3 separate regions of the Homo sapiens genome follow, and all the other regions are linked to region 1. Evidence: chromatin loops called from intact Hi-C (ENCODE). Cell type or tissue: A673. All regions are shown on one strand. Region 1 has its middle 240 kb from the start of MIR3667. Region 2 overlaps NHIP (neuronal hypoxia inducible, placenta associated). Region 3 has its middle 77 kb from the start of LINC01310.

Region 1 (2,500 bases):
CACACAGGCACACACGGTCCCAGACACCCAAGGGAGAGGCAATGGCCTCTCCCTGCAGCCCATGTGTCCTCCTGCCCGCCAGGCCCAGGCTGGCCCCAAGAAGGGTCAACGCTGCCACGGTGAGTGTCCTCCCACGGCTTTGTGCCAGGCTGCGGACGGCTGTCTGTGGAGGGCGGGGATGCGGTGCACCCTGGGGTACACAGGGTGTGGCACAGAGGTCACTGTGCTGTGTGGACAGGACAGGGGCCGAAGATGGGCCTGAACATCACTGTTGCAGCCCTAGGTGAAGTGGGCTGAGGGAATGCAGGCCTGGACAGGGACAGGGAGAGACCCCGACCTGGCCATGCCACAGGAGGGTGGAGGGACGCTGGGCTCTGCCAATCCACCCATCTCGGGGGCAGGGGTTAGGACCTGGAGGGACGGAGACAACACCAACTAGGGGCTGTGGGAGATGCGGCTTGGGTGGACGAAGGGCTGTGCGAGACAGCATGAAGCCAAGATGCCCAAGGAAAAGTGGACGGTGTTGGGGGAAACGAGGCCCAGCAGGGTGGAGCTCCCAGCAAAGCACAGGCTGGAGGGGCAGAGCTAGGAGAGGAGACCCCAGAGCCCAGCCCTGCCTCCCGGCCACAGGCAGCACTTCAACCCAATCACCACACTGTGCAGATTCATTGTAGGGAAACCAGAAAATTCTGCTTAGTATAGAAGGAAAAGCAGAACCCCCACCCCCATCACAGGCCCTCAGCGGTGGAGGGGACATTGCTCCAGGCCATCAGCGGTGGAGGGGAACATTGCTACCCAAGTGGAAACAGTAAGCCCATCCTGGGCACAGACAGCACAGTGCCCACCCCGAGCAACCTCCCTGGGCTGTGGCTGCAGAATGACCCGAGGCCCAGGCAGTGCAGCCCAGTCTCACCTCTGCACGCAGCTCCCAAGGGACCCCAAGAAGGCCGGTTCCATAAAACCAGCACAGGTGTAATCCCAGCTACTTAGGAGGCTGAGGCAGGAGAATGGTGTGAACCCGGGAGGCGGAGCTTGCAGTGAGCCGAAATAGCGCCACTGCAGTCCGGCCTGGGCGAAAGACCAAGACTCCGTCTCAAAAAAAAAGCAGCACAGGGCAGGGCAGGGGACCTCATCACGCAGCTGCCCATCCTGGGCTTGCTGAGGCGTTGCAGCAAGGCCTGGTGTCCAGCTCTCATGTCTTCTGCCCCTCGGACAGCAGGGCTCTCGGCACCCAGGTCCCCACTGCAGGAGCCCGGGAGGTGCCTCCAGGCCCTGTTTGCAGAAGACAGCAGGACCTGGGGAGGGCCTGAGAATCCGGGTGAGCCTGCCGGCCAGCCAGCCCCCTGACACCGTTTGCAGCCCAGAGAGCCCCAGCCCAGTGCGATTCTGGAAGCTCCTCACTCCTTGGCCCCTCTGCCCCCTCAGCCAGGGGCTGCAGCCGCTCTCAGCAAATGAACCCCATGGAGCTGGTCCGGCCACTCCGAAGCTGCCAGCTCAGCCAGCGCTGGCCAACAGTGCCCCCTGGTGGCTGCTGCCGCCTCTGCCGCCGGGGTCCCACCCTGGGTCTGGCCTGGGGTGGACACGGGCAGTGGACTCAAGGGATCCCAGGGCCCACCTGCAGGAGCTGAGGAGGCCGGGTCTGCATCCGCATGCCCGTGGGCCCGTCGTGGGCCCGTCGTGGGCCCGTGGCCACCCCTGCATCCTGTGTCCCACCCCAGGGCTGCAGCAGCTTCTCTGAGTCTCAGGCACAGATGGAGTTGGGCCCCAATAGATGGGCCTAGGGAAGGCTTCCTGGAGGAGGTGACGCCCAGCTGAGGCTGTGAGGCATTGATGGTGCTGGACAACCCCAGGTGAGGTGGGGGAGGACCTGGCTGCCTCTGATGGAGGAATCGGGACCTGTCAGTCCAGAGGAGGGCTCAGCACCAGTGGAAAGGGAAGTGGTGGCTGAGAAAGGGGCAGGATCAGAAAGAGGGAGCCCAGGCTCTGAGCTGGACCCTCTTGTTACCACGTGACCTGGCAAGTTGTGTGACCACTCTGGGACTTGATAAGAAGATGCAGAGCCCCCTGGCTCTGCCACAGGGGCTGTGTGAAATACACAGCACCTTCCTGGGGATACTGCCAGGTGTACAGACAGCGCTCAATAAAGAGTGACCCTTGGAGCTGATGGACTTCATTCCTAATGAAGGAGCCACCGTGGTGGAGTTAGCAAGGCATGGGCAGCTTTTGCAGAGCAGCCCTGGTGCCACTGGGAGTGGGTTTTGGGAGGTCACAGGCTTAGCAGATGCAGAGGCCAGGAAGACGGACAAGGCCACGAGGCCTCAGGGGCAGGAGGCACAGGAGGGTCAGAATGAGGCAGCAGGGGCGGCAGGAGGCACAGGAGGGTCAGAATGAGGCAGCAGGGGCGGCAGGAGGCACAGGAGGGTCAGAATGAGGCAGCAGGGGTGGCAGGACCCACAGCCCCTCTGGGGATTAGGCAGGAGGGAGGCGGGGTGATGTCCAG
Region 2 (2,500 bases), 260 kb before region 1:
ACCCTCTTCCTTTTTCTTGTCGAGGATCCAGCCTGAGGGAACCTCCTTCAGCCTCTCTGGCAGGTTGTCCTGCCTCCTGGGTCCCACTGTCAAGAAGAGACGGGTTTGCTTTTGACTCTGACTTCACGCAGCTCATATGGTGCCTTCCACAGCAAGGATTCCTCAGCTCCTCTGGGTCCTTCTCCCCGTCCCCGTGGTCACGGCCACCCTGCCGTCCAGGCAGTTTCCTTAGCAGCTTCCTGGGCCCCCGGCTGTATGAATTCCCTCCAGTGGGCTCTGAAGCCCTTGATCTTTCTTTTCTCAGCATTTATCATGGAGGGTGGAAGTGAACCATCTGCCAACAGTCCTCTGCTCAGGCACAGCACGGGGCCAGGCTGGGCGTGTGATGGTCACGGGCCTGTGTAGTGTCCCTGAATAGGTAGCAAATAAAAGAGTGTTCATTCAAGGTGTGCTGAATGAACGAATACATGAAAAAACGCTTGGGGGTGGGGAGTGAATGGATTTCAAATTCTCAGGCTGCACTTTCCAAATCCGACACAGTCACATTCAGCCGCTTGTCAAGACTGTTTGACAGCCACCCCTTTCCCGCATTCCCGGCCCCCTGAGCAGCCACGGCTGCTGTCACATCTGCCTCTTGATGTTGCTGGGCCTGGAGAGTTACCCATGCACACTGAACATCAAGGTCAGTATTTTTAGACGCAATTCTTTAATTTTTGAAAATGCTCCAAAGAGATTTTAGTGATGGGAACATATTTGACAAATATAAATAAATGTAAGAGCTATAGAAATAAACTTCCCTAAAACCTCTCCGTTCTATTAACCATCTCCTGGAGGCCTGTGCACGTGTTCTGTGGAGAGGATGGGGTACCCCACAGCCCCTGAGGCTTGGGGAGGGAAGCCCTGGGGAGACCAGTGACAGAGTCGATGCAGGAAGTGCCATGTCCCTCCTGGGGCCTAGAGCCTGTACTACGTCATCAGGCTAAGACCTGAGACCGTGCCCTGCCCTGGACTCAGGGTTCCGAGGAGCTGGCAGAGCCCCCAGGGGTGGGGCAGAGCCAGGAGAGCAAGAATCTCCCTGACAGGTGGGAAGCATGTGCCTGTTCACCCCTATGTCCGGCACAATGCTTGGCCCTGCAGGTCAACAGGAAGGTGAGTGCAAGGGCGCTGCCCTCTGTGAGCTCACAAGCCAGAGGTCAAGACCCTCAGACAGTGACATTTTGAGGGGTAACGCTGGGAGGCATTTGCAGAGCCCAGAATTGGGGTTCCCCGTTGGGACCCTGACCCTGGAAGGGGCCTTTGACCTGAGGGCAGAGCTATGAGCAGGTGTGTGGGGCTAGGACAGGAGCCTGCTCCCACAGGGAGACAGCACGCACACATGGCCTGGGCCGGGAGCCTGTGAACCGTCTGGGAGCTGGAAGCGTGGATTCAGAACGCCCAGCCATGGAGATTAGGTGGGGAACAGGGGAGCTACTTAGTGGAGCACGGACCAGGGACACCCAGGAGCCTCAAGTGCTCTGTGCTCCGGGCTTCCTCCAGAGGGCGGTGGGGAGCCACTGATGCATACCCCCTGTAACAGAGCTTGCAGAGGGAGGCTCCTCCTCCTCCCTCCCACCCTGTGGCCTCAGCACCCTCAGAGCATCACCATCTGCCTAGTGGCCGAGGTAAGAAGCCAGGACTGTTCCCAGTGCCTTCCTCTGGGACCCTCCTCTGACACTGTGCCTGCTGGACCTTCCTTTCTTGGCCGACGGCACCCTGGCTGGCATCCCTGCGTCTGTCCTCTCTACGTGGCACTGGCTCACACTCTCGCTCCCTTCACCAAAGCCCCCACCTGCGGCCCTGTCTCTGGCCTTTCCCAAGGCCACAGAGGGATCTGAATCAGTGGGGTCAGACCCAGCCTGGCTTCTCAGCTCCTGGATGGCTTCCCATGCTCTCAGGCTGAGCTCTCAGCTTGGGGGGCTCACTCTCGCCCCAGCCTGACTTTCTCTGTGTGGGCCTTTCTTGTGCTGACTGGCACCCAAATCTCTCTCCAGCTCCTTTATGTTCCCATCGCTGTAGTCCAACACCACCTCCTCCAGGGAGCCCTCCCAGATCCCTCAACCCAAGGTGGACTTTCCCAATAGCCCCTCAGGCCACTCTGCACCCTTCCTGCACAGCTACCATGAGGAACCTAAAACAACAACTTATTCAACGGGCAACAAGTGCTCAGTAAATATTTAAGGAGACAGTGAATGAATGAATATATTTCTACCCCCTCAGCTCTCTGAGTCACACAGTGGACAGTCCATAGGACATGAATAATGTATACATTTTTAATGGAATTAAAGTACACTCCAAGCATTTTTATCCTGAACACTCATGCATACACTTAAATTAAATATTGAAATAACCACATGCACAAAATCTTCTGTGGTCATGGTTCTCATCCTGCATGAATCACTTCTGTCCAGAAGCGGGCATCCCTGTGTAACAGCCTTTGGAGGGCGTGGGAACGGACAGAGTT
Region 3 (2,500 bases), 360 kb before region 1:
TCACCCTCGCCACAGAGATTTCTGAAGAGAGTGCAGGAGAGTCAGCATCCTGTTGAATAGGTGCTGCCTATAAACACAGGGGGCCGTCCTGCAGGCTTGGAGGGCCTCCCCTCCATCCCTCCTGGTCCTCATCACCAGGTCCCTCCCCTTAGCTTAGTCCAATTCCTGCCTCTTCCATCCTCCTGGTTCAGTAATTAATTGCTAGAATGCCGGGTGGTGCACAGTGATGAGGAGAGCTGGGCGCAGAGTCAGCACCCAGGACAGCAGTTGCTTGCCCACGTTTATGGTCACAGGGCACTGGGCTCTGGACACGAAGACACACATGCCGATGTCGGCCTTCGAAGAGCAGAGACTGGGGCCCCTGGAAATGGGTCTGGGGCCCGGGAGGTGTGTTCTGGAATGTTCTGTGAGGATCCAGCCCTGCCTATGCCATGTGTGAAAGTGATTGCTTCCTCCTTCAGGCCTTGCTCAGGGCTCCAGCGTGGGCGGCCTTCTGTTCCCGTCCAGCTGAGCTCTCACACAGCCTGCCTGGCTCTGCCCCACCCTCGGACTCGAAGCTGTGAGTCAAGGCCCTTTCTCTTGGGGCCATGGGCACCGTGATGGAGGCGCTTCACCAGCCTGGCACCACAGCATCCCCCATGCACAGCCTGGTGCTAACACAGAGTAAGCCCTCGTCGATATTTGTGATTGGACACAAGGATGACTGAGTGACTATCTGTGATTGGACACAAGGATGAATGAGTGAGTATCTGTGATTGGACACAAGGATGAATGTAAATGAGTGAATAACAAGAGATGGTCGAGGTGATGCCCGATAACGCTCCCAGCTTAGAAACTCAGTGGCTCCTAATCTTGCCAACTTGTGTCCAGGCATCTAAAGCCCAGCCTGGTTTTCCTCACAGGTCAGAGAGATGATTTGAGAGGCTGTAGCAGAGCCACACACTCCAGAATGTGTCCCTTGTATGTGAACTGCTGCACCTGAAATCACACCATTACTCACACAGCTCACCCTAAAAATGCACCGATCTCTGGAAGCAGCATTACTTAGAGCTGAGAGCAGTGTGCATTCTGGGACAAGCAGAGTTTTCTGGGATCAAAACTGAGCGTGGAATGAAGCCAGTTCAAGGTCCAGCCAGACAAAGCTCTCAGTAAACGTCCGTCACAGGGGCCAGACAAAGCTCTCGGCAAACATCCGTCATGGGGTAACCAGCACAGGGAAGTGAGGGGAGTGGACCAGTCCGTTACGGCACAGAGGGTGCTGGCACCTGCGTTTTCACTGGTCATCCTCTGGGCAGGGAGAGAAGCATCCGCTGCTTCCCTACACACTGTCCAGCAGGCGGGGCCCGTGAGCCTCCCCGGCTCAGCTGAGCAGCCTGGGGCTCCCCTCCACCAGGCCAGGAAACCCTCCTTCCACAGGCTGTGGCCTGGTGGGAGGGCCCTGTTGGAGACTGAACTGTGTTGCTGAAGTTCTCATCCCTGGAACCTCAGGCTGAGCTTATTTGGAAATAAGGTCTTCGTAGGTGAAGTAGTTAAGATGCAGTCACACTGGAATCCAGTGGGCCCTAAGCGTGAAACGCCTGGTGTCCTCAGAAGAGGAGAGAGACAGAGGCAGATGCCCTGGGAGGGCCACACTGCAACCACGATGGAGGCAGAGACGAGGGACCCCAAGGATGGCGGCCTCCAGGGGTGGACGGCAGCCTGGATGGACTCTCCCGCAGAGCCCTCCGGAGGAACCCACCCTGCCGACACCTTTTCCCCGAGTTCCAGCCTCCAGAACTGTAAGACAACACCTTTCTGCTGTTTTAAGCCACTGAGTTTGTGTTAACTTTCCCAGCAGCCACGGGAGGCTGACCCCGGGCTGTTTCCTCCCCCGGAATCCCACGGCTCTTCCTAAAGTGTACATTTTTGGCACTGCAGCCACCCAGATGCCTGTGGGAAGTTTCTCCAAGGGCCCTAATTGCACCCTGGGTGTGCCCTGTCCCCTTTGCCATCAGCCTGGGATGCTGCAGACGCCCTTGCTAGAGGCCAGCTGGGCCCTGGCTGGAGGGACCCACTCAGAAGGAAACCCCATTCTCTGCTTTCAGAGCTGGGTCCCTCCCAAGCATCTGGCCCAATCCGTCTTCCCACTTCCCTCCTCCAGTCCCGTTTTAAATAGAATCCATCAGCAATCAGAGCGTGAGGCCATCAGCCCAGCTCAGAAGCACAGCCCGGCTCCACGGACGCCAACGGAGGGTGTCTCCCGCCGGAGTGAACGGCTGCCCGGCTGCTCCAAACAGCTCGGCTCCCCCTATACTGTCCCCCTTCTTAATGGCCATGGGTGTCCCCAGAGCCGAGAAACTGGGGCAAGGAGTTGTCGTGCAGCAGAAAGATGGGTTGCCAGGCTCTGAGGGGCAGAATACGCTTCCCGCGTCTTGAGCAGGTTCTACTGGAGGGCCAGAGCAGGAGGCACGGCAGGAGCTGAGAGGGAGGGTTCGTGTCCAGCGGGCACCACTGCAGCTCA

What was found. Peaks named below come from ENCODE experiments on the same cell type or tissue, not always from the same donor. Only the 100,000 strongest peaks of a DNase experiment are listed, where the experiment ranks them.
Region 2: it touches region 1 in a loop (18-fold over the local background); 50 of 110 quality-filtered maps call a loop at or near these places.
Region 3: a loop joins it to region 1, with 4 times the contacts of the local background. A loop is called at or near these places in 8 of 110 quality-filtered maps.

The regions. Positions count from the first base shown.
Region 1 is chr22:49,303,828-49,306,327 of GRCh38, forward strand. No RefSeq gene overlaps it. Among named protein-coding and RNA genes, the nearest start is that of MIR3667, 240 kb to the right of the region's middle. RefSeq lists an enhancer at 452-1,145. In A673, a CTCF peak has its summit at 1,543 (motif pointing left); a DNase peak (open chromatin) is centred at 1,504; H3K27ac peaks cover 1,477 bases.
Region 2 is chr22:49,045,185-49,047,684 of GRCh38, forward strand. NHIP (neuronal hypoxia inducible, placenta associated) reads right to left here. Exons shown (of 4, transcript NR_183584.1): 4 at 1-410. Among named protein-coding and RNA genes, the nearest start is that of NHIP, 6.0 kb to the right of the region's middle. In A673, a CTCF peak has its summit at 1,532 (motif pointing right); a DNase peak (open chromatin) is centred at 1,547; H3K27ac peaks cover 1,453 bases.
Region 3 is chr22:48,942,648-48,945,147 of GRCh38, forward strand. No RefSeq gene overlaps it. Among named protein-coding and RNA genes, the nearest start is that of LINC01310, 77 kb to the left of the region's middle. In A673, a CTCF peak has its summit at 1,336; a DNase peak (open chromatin) is centred at 1,374; H3K27ac peaks cover 280 bases.